Regions from separate parts of the Homo sapiens genome. Here regions 2, 3 and 4 are each linked to region 1. Evidence: chromatin contacts called from ENCODE Hi-C or POLR2A ChIA-PET data. All regions are on one chromosome and are shown on one strand. The core of a region is the stretch at or near the end of the contact, and the rest is flanking DNA. Distances in the headings are between cores, read along the strand shown. Region 1 overlaps RABEP1 (rabaptin, RAB GTPase binding effector protein 1). Region 2 has its middle 22 kb from the start of RABEP1. Region 3 has its middle 7.6 kb from the start of SCIMP. Region 4 overlaps SCIMP (SLP adaptor and CSK interacting membrane protein).

What was found. Hi-C counts contacts between places; a loop is a spot of excess contacts on that map. ChIA-PET counts read pairs that join two places held with the same protein, here RNA polymerase II (POLR2A). Pooled maps may share reads with other maps.
Region 2: a loop to region 1 is called in a map of esophagus muscularis mucosa, with 2.4 times the contacts of the local background. The contact joins two enhancer-like sites. A Hi-C loop is called at or near these places in 3 of 168 maps with a recorded cell type or tissue (ascending aorta, esophagus muscularis mucosa and psoas muscle) and 1 of 50 pooled maps. POLR2A ChIA-PET finds 5 or more read pairs at or near these places in 10 of 52 experiments (CD8-positive, alpha-beta T cell, GM12878, HEK293 and 7 more).
Region 3: a map of vagina shows a loop between it and region 1 (4-fold over the local background). The contact joins two enhancer-like sites. A Hi-C loop is called at or near these places in 3 of 168 maps with a recorded cell type or tissue (mammary epithelial cell, psoas muscle and vagina), 3 of 37 single-sample maps with no recorded cell type and 6 of 50 pooled maps. POLR2A ChIA-PET finds 5 or more read pairs at or near these places in 5 of 52 experiments (B cell, OCI-LY7, Panc1 and 2 more).
Region 4: a loop to region 1 is called in a pooled map, with 2.1 times the contacts of the local background. The contact joins two enhancer-like sites. A Hi-C loop is called at or near these places in 2 of 50 pooled maps. POLR2A ChIA-PET finds 5 or more read pairs at or near these places in 5 of 52 experiments (GM10248, OCI-LY7, activated CD8-positive, alpha-beta memory T cell and 2 more).

Annotation. Positions count from the first base shown.
Region 1 is chr17:5,328,383-5,331,466 of GRCh38, reverse strand. The region is part of intron 2 of RABEP1 (rabaptin, RAB GTPase binding effector protein 1); the gene reads right to left. Among named protein-coding and RNA genes, the nearest start is that of RABEP1, 48 kb to the right of the region's middle. Within about 2 kb of position 1,311, at least 3 of the 41 ENCODE cell types and tissues checked have a DNase peak (open chromatin) inside an H3K27ac peak, as active enhancers do; they include B cell, where a contact is called at or near this core.
Region 2 is chr17:5,258,419-5,261,499 of GRCh38, reverse strand. No RefSeq gene overlaps it. Among named protein-coding and RNA genes, the nearest start is that of RABEP1, 22 kb to the left of the region's middle. Within about 2 kb of position 1,324, at least 4 of the 41 ENCODE cell types and tissues checked have a DNase peak (open chromatin) inside an H3K27ac peak, as active enhancers do.
Region 3 is chr17:5,241,039-5,243,883 of GRCh38, reverse strand. No RefSeq gene overlaps it. Among named protein-coding and RNA genes, the nearest start is that of SCIMP, 7.6 kb to the right of the region's middle. RefSeq lists an enhancer at 1,874-2,103. Within about 2 kb of position 1,368, at least 11 of the 41 ENCODE cell types and tissues checked have a DNase peak (open chromatin) inside an H3K27ac peak, as active enhancers do; they include B cell, where a contact is called at or near this core.
Region 4 is chr17:5,209,027-5,211,951 of GRCh38, reverse strand. It overlaps SCIMP (SLP adaptor and CSK interacting membrane protein), which reads left to right. Exons shown (of 5, transcript NM_207103.3): 5 at 997-2,925. The coding sequence ends at 1,151. It overlaps ZNF594-DT (ZNF594 divergent transcript), which reads right to left. Exons shown (of 6, transcript NR_152840.1): 2 at 2,057-2,202. Among named protein-coding and RNA genes, the nearest start is that of ZNF594-DT, 18 kb to the right of the region's middle. Within about 2 kb of position 1,437, at least 6 of the 41 ENCODE cell types and tissues checked have a DNase peak (open chromatin) inside an H3K27ac peak, as active enhancers do.

The DNA of each region.
Region 1 (3,084 bases), core at 62-2,561:
CTTTTAAATACTAAGTTGATGTAATGTGCCTACTACATGGTTTAAGCCCAGGCAGAACATATGTTTGGCCAAACTAACTTCAAAAAAAAGATGAACTTATCAACAGTATACAGGGATGTGTGATTGTTTTCCCATACCCTTAACAACAGTCACTATTTTCCATCTTTTAAAAATTCTTGTAAATATCATGGGTAGCAAATGGTCACTTTAATCTACATTTTCCCTGTTAATAAGGAGTTTGAGCATCTTCTCATATATGTACTAGTGACTCATTTCCTCTTTGGTGACATTCTTTACATTTGCTTCTAATGAATGATTTTCCTTCTGATCTGTAAGAGCATTTTATATATTCTGGATATTAAGTCTGTCTTCTCTTACAAAACTTTTCCCAGTCAGCCGCTGTGTTTCTTTAAAAAAAAAAAAAAAAAAAAAAAAAAAAGTTAAGAGATAGGGTCTCAATTGTCGCACAGGCTGGAGTGCAGTGACGCAAACATAGACCACTATAACCTCAAATTCCTGGGCTCAAGCGATCCCCCCACCTCAGCCTCCTGAGTAGCTAGGACTGCAGGCATGCACCATCACGCCCGGCTAATTTTTGAAATTTCTTGTAGAGACAAAGTTTCACTACGCTGCCCAGGCTGGTCTTGGCCTCCTGGGCTGAAATGATCCTCCCGCCTCAGCCTCCCAAAGCGTTGGGATTACAGGTGTGAGCCACCGCGCCCGGCCTTAACTTACGCCTTTTAGCATCTAAAGTTGTAAGGTATTTATGAAAAAAAAAATTCTTCATCTTTGTAAAAGTATCAATTTCCTCTCCAAAGCACAATAACTGAGCCAAACTGACCATGAAAATAAACTGATTTAAGGTCTAATTCTACCGCTAACCAGCTGTATGACTTTAAGGAAATCACAAGATTCTCAAGCCTCAGTTTCCTCATGAAGACAGTGGCAATACTTTCTTGCATAAATTTCTAACTACTTATAAAAATCCAATAGTAAAATAAGAGAACTTTTAAACGTTGTGAAATGTTCATTGTTATCACAGGAGTTAATGATTTGGTAGTCAAAGTCACAGAGGGAAACACCTAGTCATGCTAAGTTGTTTTGAAATCTTTACTCTCTCAACATCAGTTTCCATCACTCTTAAAATATTTTGAATCTCTAGCCAAAGACAGTTTTAAGAACATTAATTAAAAAAGTAATTGTGTGAAGTCCCTTAAAGACAGACACCTGGGAAGTTGTGGTAGGCATGCAAATAGACAGACCCAGAAAGATGTAAACACGTGAAACCACAAAGGAAAAGTTTATGTGTGTCAACTCTGTATTCTGAGTGTTAAACTGTTTCATAAAATGTGAAAAAAGAAAAAGCATTATTTCTGGGATACTTTATTCATTTTTGGGTACTACAATTTTATCAAGGCTCAAGTTTATACACTTAACAGGTCCTCATGCTAATTACCTCTGGTACTTTTGATTTGCTGGAGATTACCCAGAGCTATTCACTACCATGTTGTCATTATGAACAGAAAAACTGTAAACAAATACCAAGCCTAAATATCCATTTTTGGCACTTAAAAGTGAAATAGAGAGCCTGGAGGAAGACTTGGTCAACAGTAACTTTAGTTATATATATATATATATATATATATATGAACATATATATGAATGTTATATTTATATATATAAATACAAAAAAACAGGAGACAGAAATTTAAAATAAAGTTAGAAAATCTTAATTTTTTGTAGTAAAGCATTTCAAACATTATGTTTGCCAACAGTAGGAGTTCTAACATTCGTTTATTGCTTTTACTGCTGTATATGTAATTATTAAGATTTTCAAACATATTCAAAAGTTGAGGGTATACTACAACAATCCTTCATATAGCTTTCACCAAGACTCAAAAGGTATTAAGATTTGCCATGCTTATTTATTTTTTTGAGACGGAGTCTCGCTCTTGTTGCCCAGGCTAGAGTGCAGTGGCACGATCTTGGCTCACTGCAACCTCTGCCTCCCGGGTTCAACAGATTGTCCTGCTTCAGCCTCCCAAGTAGCTGGGATTACAGGCGCGTGCCACCACGCCCAGCTAATTTTTGTATTTTTTAGTAGAGACGGGGTTTCGCCTTGTTGGCCAGGCTTGTCTTGAACTCCTGACCTCAGGTGATCGCCCGCCTCAGCCTCCCAAAGTGCTAGGATTACAGGCGTGAGCCACCACACCCAGCCTGCCATGCTTATTTAAACTATCCTTTTTCTTTCCTGTAGTATTTTAAAGCAAGCCCCAGAAATACTACATTATCTAACGTACTGTACAGATGCATCTCTAAAAATATGGACAGTTTCTTATATAAACAAAGTACCACTGTCACACAAAACAAAATTAACAACTGCCTGATAACTAATACCAAATCTCTGGTAAAACTTCTCCAATTGACAAAAAAAAAAAAAAAAAAAAGTCTTTCTGAATATTTGTTTAAATTAAGATCAAAACAAGATTCAAGTACTTCATTTGGTTATACTAATAATTTATTTTTTTTTTTTTGAGACAGTCTCACTCTGTCGCCCAGGCTGGAGTGCAGTGGCGCAACCTCTGCCGCCCAGGTTCAAGTGATTCTCCTGCCTCAGCCTCCCGAGTAGCTGAGATTACAGGCGCCTGCCACTGCGCCTGGCGAATTTTTGTAGTTTTAGTAGAGACAGGGTTTCACCATCTTGGCCTGGCTGGTCTTGAACTCCTGACCTCGTGATCCACCTGCCTCGGCCTCCCAAAGTGCTGGGATTACAGGCGTGAGCCACTGCGCCCGGCTTTTTTTTTTTTTTTTTTTTTTTTTTAACACAGCGTCTCACTCTATCGCCCAGGCTAGAGTGCAGTGGTGCGACCTCAGCTCACTGCAATCTCTGCCTCCCAGGCTGAAGTGATCCTCTCACCTCAGCTTCCCACGTAGCTGGGACTATAGGCACATGCCAATACACCCAGCTAATTTTTGTATTTTTTTGTAGAGAGGGAGTTTTGTCATGCTGCCCAGGCTAGTCTCCAACTCCTAGGCTCAAGTGATCTGCCCACCTCAGCCTCCCAAAGTGCTGGGATTACAGGC
Region 2 (3,081 bases), core at 75-2,574, 70 kb after region 1:
TTAATCTGCATGGAGAAGTGATTTTGCTTACGACATTCACTTGTTTGGGCACAGGTGCAGAGTAAGGATAGTTGGGCTTAACCAGATATATTAGACTCGTATTACTCTTGTATTACTCTTACTGGCTGCTCACACTCAGAACCCCTGTCTTTTTCTTTTCTTTTTTTTTTTTTGAGACAGAGTCTCACTCTGTCACCCAGGCTGGGGTGCAGTGGCATGATCTCGGCTCACTGCGACGTCCGCCTCCCGGGTTCGAGCAATTATCCTGCCTCAGCCTCTTGAGTAGCTGGGATTACAGGTGTGTACCACCATGCCTGGCTAATTTTTGTATTTTTAGTAGAGATGGGGTTTCACCATGTTGGTCAGGCTGGTCTGGAACTCCTGACCTCGTGATCTGCCCATTGGAACCCCTTTCCCCATCCTAACAGGCCTGGTGAATGGCATAACTGTCCTCCCAACATCAATGCTGAAACTGCCAGATACCTACTTTCCCAACCTTCTTTGCAGCTAGGACTGAGCACATGACCTAGGTGTATGTAATCAGATGCACTATCTTAAATTTTGCATTTGGAGCTCAGGAATAAACAGGAGCAGTGGAACACCTCCACTGGCAGCGGTAGAGATGGTGGCAGTAGTGGCAACAGTGCCAGTGGTGGCCTGCAGTTCCCAGTGCCATCAGCAGCATCATTCCAGCACCTACCCCTCTGGAATGCAGCAGAGATATCCTCACCAGACCAGTTCTACATCATAATTTTGGTTGTGGTTTTTACTACATAACCTCAAACCTGGTTCTCCAGCTATCCCAGCCATTCACTGAGCCCATCAATGTCTATGCAATGTGAATACCTCCTTATAAAATGACACATGAATTATCATAAAACCACTGAATTCATTTACAAGTTGAGTGGGCAAGTTCAATTTTTTACAAGCATATTTTGGGGCCTAAATGAGCAAATACAATTTGCCATAATAAATATATTTTACAAGTTTTTTGTTTGTTTTTTTTTTTTTTGAGACGGAGTCTCACTCTGTCGCCCAGGCTGGAGTGCAGTGGCGCGATCTCGGCTCACTGCAAGCTCTGCCTCCTGCGTTCATGCCATTCTCCTGCCTCAGCCTCCCGAGTAGCTGGGACTACAGGCGCCCACCACCGCGCCTGGCTAATTTTTTGTATTTTTAGTAGAGACGGGGTTTCGCCGTGTTAGCCAGGATGGTCTCGATCTCCTGACCTTGTGATCCACCCACCTCAGCCTCCCAAAGTGCTGGGATTACAGACGTGAGCCACCGCGCCCGGCCACAAGTTTTATGATTCCCAAACTCGTGGTTAAAGCTTGCATTCCTGTGAGATTAAACAAAAACAAAAAACCTCTTGGACTCTAACAGATTAATATCTCTTGGAGCCTCTTTACTTCCTTCTCCCTGAAGACGAGTAAACATGCTGAGAGGAACTGTCATCGCAGTGACAAAGAAGCAAGCAAGTATAGTTTAATTATAAATCAGATCTTTGGTGACACCTGGCTAATCCCCAACAGTGCTAACCTTTTCTTTTTCTTTCTTTTTTTAGACAGGGTCTTGTTCTGTCACTCAGGCTGGAGTACAGTGGCACAATTATGGCTTACTGCAGCCTTCAGGCTCAATCTATCCTTCCACCTCAGCCTACTGAATAACAGGTGCATGCCACCATGTCCAGCTTACTTTTTAAATTTTACATAGAGGCAGCATTTCACCATGTTGCCCAGGCTGGTCTTGAACTCCTGGGCTCAAGTGATCCGTCCATCTCAGCCTCCCAAAGTGCTGAAATTATAGGCGTGAGCCACTGTGCCTGGCCTAACATTTTCTTCCTTCTCTTGCCAACATGATAACAACCAGAACAACACTTGCATTCTCAAATAATTTTGGCAAAAATAGGTTTCCTCTCCAGGCTTCTTATCAAATATTATTGTGACCAATAGTTGCTGTTGTTGTTTTAAACCAGGGTTGGATTAAAGTTTTGAGTCTTATAATTTTGAGTCTACATTTCTAGCAAATGGACCTCTTGTTTGTTTTTCTTGTCTCATTGCATATGATAGCACCTTAAGATCGTTATTGAATTGGAGAGGTGAGATGATTGTGGTCATCCTTTCCGTCATGCAACTACGCTTTTCCTTCAGTGATCAGTGTCAATTCATTCTCCAGCATATAGTTGTGGACTATGGAAGAGAGTAAAGCGGGTGGAATCTGAGGTGTATACATTAGCCTAACCTCTCATTTTATTTACCTTGGCTCATTATTCTTCCCTTCACTCTCAGCAATCCCACCTTTGTTTTTCAGACCTCATGCATTAGTGGTTTTTTGTTTGTTGTTTGTTTTGTCTTGTTTTGTTGTTTTCTAGTCTCCATTTTGCAAATGAAGAAAGCAGCCTCCAAAAGCTGAAGGCTGGACGCAGAGAATGAGTGACTGCCAAGTCTATAATCAGAATTTTGTGGCAGTAAGTCCAACCCTTTTTCAGAATACTATTATTCTGCTACTGCTGCCGCCGCTGCATTCTGTGAGTTTGGTTTTTCTTCTAATTTAAGTTCCTACAAGGCAGTAATGAAATTTTTCTATGTTTACATAATGCAAATCACTTAGCCAATGAGGATGGACCTTCATTAAATTCAGTAATAAATTAGTTAAGAAAAAGTTGTTAATTGAGCTTTGAAAAAAACAGAAGTTTTTTTTTTTTTTTTTTGAAATGGAGTCTCGCTCTGTTGCCCAGGCTGGAGTGCAGTGGCTCAAACTCAGCTCACTGCAACCTCTGCCTGCCAGGTTCAAGCGATTCTCCTGCCTCAGCCTTTCAAGTAGCTGGGATTACAGGCCCGTGCCACCATGCCTGGCTAATTTTTGTATTTTTAGTAGAGACAGGGTTTCACTATGTTAGCTGGGCTGGTCTTGATCTCAGGTCATCCACCCGCCTCGGCCTCCCAAAGTGCTGGGATTACAGGCGTGAGCCACCGCGCCTGGCCTGGATGTGGATTTTTTTCTGATGCAATGAGAGGCCATTGGAGGCCATTAGGCAGGAAAATCAAGGATCTCATGTTCAATACCTGCTATAGGCTACATCAG
Region 3 (2,845 bases), core at 119-2,618, 88 kb after region 1:
AAAATGCTGGGATTACAGGCATGAGCCACCTCGCCCAGCCAAATGCTGAGTTCTTATCATGAGTGATGATGATGAGTTATGGCTATTTCAAGCTGCTAGAGGCCTGCTTTTTTTTCTTTTTCTTTTTCTTTTTCTTTGAGATGGAGTCTTGCTCTGTCACCTAGGCTGGAGTGCAGTGGCATGATCTTGGCTCACTGCAACCTCCGCTTCCCGGGTTCAAGCAATTCTCCTGCCTCAGCCTCCCAAGTAGCTGGAACTACAGGCGAACGCCACCATGCCCGGCTAATTTTTGTATTTTTAGTAGAGATGGGGTTTCACTATGTTGGTCAGGCTGGTCTCCAACTCCTGACCTTGTGATCCACCTGCCTCGGCCTCCCAGAGTGCTAGGATTACAGGCATGAGCCATTGCACCCAGCCAGCCAAGGCCTGATGTTTTATAGTTACAGAGTCCTCTGATGAGAACTGATGGTGGAAGAGTGTGCTTGTTTGTATCTTTATCTGGTTGGATGCAGTCTTTTTTTTTTAAATTTGTTTCTTAAGCAAAACATCTTATCCTAATTGGCAAAGTGCTGTATGAAATATAAAATGGAGTATTTTTCTAAGATGGAGTTAGTTACGTCAAGGGTGTTCTATACAAGTTTGAATACTTTTCTGGTGGGTTCCCATGGGGAAAGCCAAAATTAGTCAAGATTTCACAGGTTCTCAGAGCCTGAACCTTTTTTAGTGTGTGTGATTTTTAAAAATAGACCTTCTTCCTCCTACCCCACCCCCTCAGTTCTCAACCGAACAACAAACAATGACTGTGACCTCACCATTGATAAGGTTTCAAGGACCAGAATAGAGGAGATGGAAGGAGACTTGCTATTGTTGTGTAAGGATTGTTTTGGTAGCAAATGGTGGCAGCCTTCCTGGAACTGACTTAGACATAAACAAAAAAGTACTGAGACCGGGCATGGTGGCTCACACCTGTAATCCCAGCACTTTGAGAGGCCGAGGCAAGCGGATCACCTGAGGTCAGGAGTTCGAGACCAGCCTGGCCAACATGGTGATATCCTGTCTCTACTAAAAACTACAAAAATTAGCCAGGCATGGTGGCTCACACCTGTAGTCCCAGATACTTGGGAGGCTGAGGCAGGAGAATCGCTTGAACCCGGGATGGGGAGGTTGCAGTGAGCCAAGATTGCACCACTGCACTCCAGCCTGGGCAACAGAGTGAGCCTCTGTCTCAAAAAAAAAAAAAAAAAAAAAAAAGTACTGGGAGGATCCTGCAGGTGTTGAAGGGTGTATTCACTTCCTGTTTCTGCTGTAGCAAAATATCACACGTTTGATATTCTCTTACAGATCTGGAGGTGCTAAAGTTCAGCAGTCTGAAATGTATTGGCAGGCAGGTTCTTTCTGCAGGCTCTGGGGAAGAACCTATTTCCCTGCCTTCTTCACCTCCTAGAGGCCACCTGCATTCCCATGTGGCAGTGGGGAATGAAAACAGGAAAGTGGCAGCTCTGACCGAAAGCAATGTGATTGATAAAGAGGGTGGGCAGTGGGGGGACATTTCCTCAAAAGAAAGGATTGCTATTCACCGAAGAGGGAGTGAAGTCCTGGGAAGGCAAGATAACAGGTGTGCACTCAGCTGTGATAGAGAGGCCGACCAGGCACGCTGTTTGCAGCAAAATGGGCGTTATGCTTTGCCCCTGGAGGCGTGGAAGTGGGGCAAGAGGGTAGAGAAAAAGTTGTTCCAGCCACTACGGATGTGTAACAAGTTACTGCAAATCTTGTTGACTTAAAATAGCCACTTGGTTTGCTCATGATTTTGTGGGCCAGGAATTTAGACAGGACTGAGCCTGGCAGGTCTCACTCAGTGTTTCCCTAGCAGCTGCTCAGATGTCATCTGAAGGCCCCACAGGGCTGGACGTCCAAGATGGCTCACTCACATGGCTGGCATGGGTTGTGTCCAGGTAGCTCAGCTGGGGCTGCCAACCCAGGGCTCTGCATGGCTTCTCCAGCATGGCGGGGTCTCAGAGTAGCTGGACTTCTTATGTGGTAGCTGGCTTCCCCCTCCCACTGAGTGGGAATCTTAAGAGGACGAACTGGAAACTTCATAATTTTTTTTTTCTTTGAGATGGAGTCTCACTCTGTTGCCCAGGCTGGAGTGCAGTGGCCTGATCTCGGCTCACTGAAACCTCCACCCCTGGGTTCAAGCGATTCCCCTGCCTCAGCCTCCCGAGTAGCTGGGATTACAGGTGCCCGCCACAGCGCCCGGCTAATTTTTGTATTTTTAGTAGAGACAGTGTTTCACCATCTTGGCTGTTACACGCCTCCGTATAAGAGACCACCTGAGCAGGCTTAGTGGAGCAACAAGGCTGTTTATTCACTTGGGTGCAAGTGGGCTGAGTCAGAGAAAGGAGTCAGCGAAGGGTGGTGGGAGTGGAACTGGTTCTATAGGTTTGGGGTAGGTAGTGGAAAGTTACAGTTAGGGGCAGTTTTTTTGGGCAGGGGAAGAATGTTACAAGGTGCATAGTCACAAGGTGGGGGAAGTCATAAGGCACGATATCACAAGGTGGATGGATTAGTTGGGGAAGGGCAGGAACATATCACAAGGTGGATGGATTAATTAGGGTAGGGAAGGAACATATCACAAGGTGGATGGATTAGTTAGGGTAGGGCAGGAACATGTCACAGTGGTGGATGGATTAGTTGGGGAAGGGCAGGAACATATCACAAGGTGGATGGATTAGTTAGGGTAGGGAAGGAACATATCACAAGGTGGATGGATTAGTTAGGGTAGGGCAGGAACATGTCACAGTGGTGGATGGATTAGTTAGGGTAGGGCAGGAACATGTCACAAGGT
Region 4 (2,925 bases), core at 188-2,687, 120 kb after region 1:
CTCAACCTCCCGAGTTGCTGGGATTATAGGCACCCGCCATCACGCCCAGCTAATTTTTGTATTTTTGTAGAGACAGAGTTTCATCAGGCTGGTCTCGAACTCCCGACCTCAGGTGATCTGCCCACTTCAGCCTCCCAAAGTGCTGGGATTACAGGCATAAGCCACCGCGCCCCAGCCTCCTATGAACCTGTTCTGTACTAATTCCACCTTTTGAAAACAACGCCATCCCCTTTCTTCTTAGAGAGATTTGTACATAAGCAATTACAGAGAGTCCTGGAAAACAGTGTAAGTCACTGGAAGGGATGTGCCAAAAAGGAAATATGATTTGTTTCACTTCCTTGTAAAAATTAGGATCTGTAACACAACAGCACTCATATGACTACTGGGCTCTGGTCTGTTTCTTTTCATCCATTCTTTTTTTTTTTTTGGAGACAGGGTCTTACCATGTTGTCCAGGCTGAAGTGCAGTGGCGTGATCATGGCTCGTTGTAGCCTTAACCTCCTGGGCTCAGGAAATCCTCTTGCCTCAGCCTCCCAATTAGCTGGGACTATAGGCATGCACCACCACATCCGGCTAATTTTTAAATTTTTCTGTAGGGACGAGGGTCTCCCTGTGTTGCCCAAGCTGGTCTGGAACTCCTGGGCTCAAGTGATCCTCCCACCTGGGCCTCCCAGAGTACTGGGACTACAGGTGTGAGCTTCTGCACCTGACCTGGTCTGTTTCTTTTCTAAGCTTTTGCTTCATGGTTTCCATGCAGTGCAGGCTTAGGCAGAAAGATACGGGAGTCAAGATGTCTGACTAATATTTTCCAGTTACTCACTTGGGTGATCCTGAGGCTCTGTCAGGTCTGTGTCTAAATTTCCTCTGTAAAATGGGGATCTGGCCCACTAGAAGTGGGAAGATCACTGAAACGTGAAAATCACGCTGAGCCACTGCCTTCAAAAATATAAAAACACATGACAGCTTTGCATCTAAGGAGCTTTTTGTGTATTCTAGCCCCACAGGAAGCCCCAAGTCAGCCGCCCGCTACATACTCACTGGTAAATAAAGTTAAAAATAAGAAGACTGTTTCCATCCCAAGCTACATTGAGCCTGAAGATGACTATGACGATGTTGAAATCCCTGCAAATACTGAAAAAGCATCATTTTGAAACAGCCATTTCTTCTTTTTGGCAAAACTGAAGAGGGTTCACACAACTTATTTTAAAACAATCAAGAATGGTTGAACTTCAGTAGGTCTCTGGGCCCTGAAAGCCAGTGGTGATTTTATGAAGCTCTATAAGATAAAGCACTTCCCAAACCTTAGATGAAGACACCCCTGCGATCGGATGACTGCAGCCAGAGGAGACACATGGGTGCTCGGCTCTGAGGACTTAGAGGGGTCAGCCTTGTGCTGTTGAGGAAACTTTCCATGGGAAGGACCACGGGGCTCCATGGCTCCCACCTGTGGGAAACTACTCATTTCTTGGCATTCTTTCCCCCTTCATTCCCTTTGGTTTGCATGGTTCTGAGTGATATTAAATCTCAGCATTTGGTTGTGCAGACCCTCCCAGGCTCCCATCCCCAGCAAGGCCCTCACCAAGCATGCTGGTCTTTACCCTCTCACCCCACCCACCTCCTGCACTGTGAGGCTGTGGGTGAGTTACAGCTGAGTGCTCTCGTGCCCAGGTTCCCACACCACATCTCGCGAGTTTGCAAGGGCAGGGAGTACCTTTTGTTCTCGTGAACCCTCCCCACCTAGACACCCTGCAAACCCCAGTGCCTTTATATGATGTAGGCCAAATTGACCATAGAGATTTGAGTTTTCACCTAGGTTTTCTCCCCGTGCTTGCAAGTTGTACTGTAACAATGGACAAAGGACAAAAGTTACCTTCTGATTTACACCTAGAAGCATCATTTTGCAATAGGTGTGTTGGGGGTGCTACAGGAAAAATACATTTCCCCCAGGACAAATCATGGGGAACAGGAAAGAAAAGGGGCATGTAACAATGGCATATACAAGATGAGAGTTCAGGGGGCTTAATATCCCCTGTCCATCATTTTCATCAGTACTTACTCGAGTTCTAGGAAAACAGCCTCAAGCCCCTTCCTTCCAGATCACTGTCCCTGGGCATCTGGGAGGAGGCAGAAGGTCCACTGTGATGTGCTGCAGCCAATGAGATGGGCCAGGGACATGGGCAGATGTCTTGTTAAACAAGTGTCCTAATGGGGTCAACAAGGCCCGAGTCAGCTTTATAGGCTCTTAGACCTCATCAATTCCTTCTAGCTGATCGCCAGAGCCCTAGGACTTGACTCATTCTAACTATACTCACAAGATGCTGGTTTCTAAGTGACCTCTGGGAAATCTGGCAAATGAACAGCCTTGCAGAGAGAGCACTGTGAACCTGGAAAGGCCTGAGAGTGACTCAGATTTCCCTCAAGAGATGGGAAAATGTGTTCCTCCCATTTTCAAGCTTTCTCCCTCAATCAACGCTGGAGCACTGGGGACCTGGGCTTCCTCCCTGGTTCTCTCTTTCCAGACTCTATGAAGGCTTCCACCTTGCTATTAATACCTCCTTGGGAGGCCAAGGTGGGCGGATCACCTGAGGTCGGGAGTTCGAGACCAGCCTGACCAACATGGAGAAACCCCATTTCTACTAAAAATACAAAATTAGTCAGGCATGGTCGCGCATGCCTGTAATCCCAGCTACTTGGGAGGCTGAGGCAGAAGAATCGCTTGAAACTGGGAGGCGGAGGTTGCGGTGAGCCGAGAACATGCCATTGCACTCCAGCCTGGACAACAAGAGTGAAACTCCATCTAAAAATAAATAAATAAATAAATAAATAAACCCTCCTTATGTTAGGCCAGTAGTTATCTAACTATGGCCTTATGGGACTCTGGTATCCCACCAGCCAAAGAGAGGACTCTTCCCAAATTATAGAACA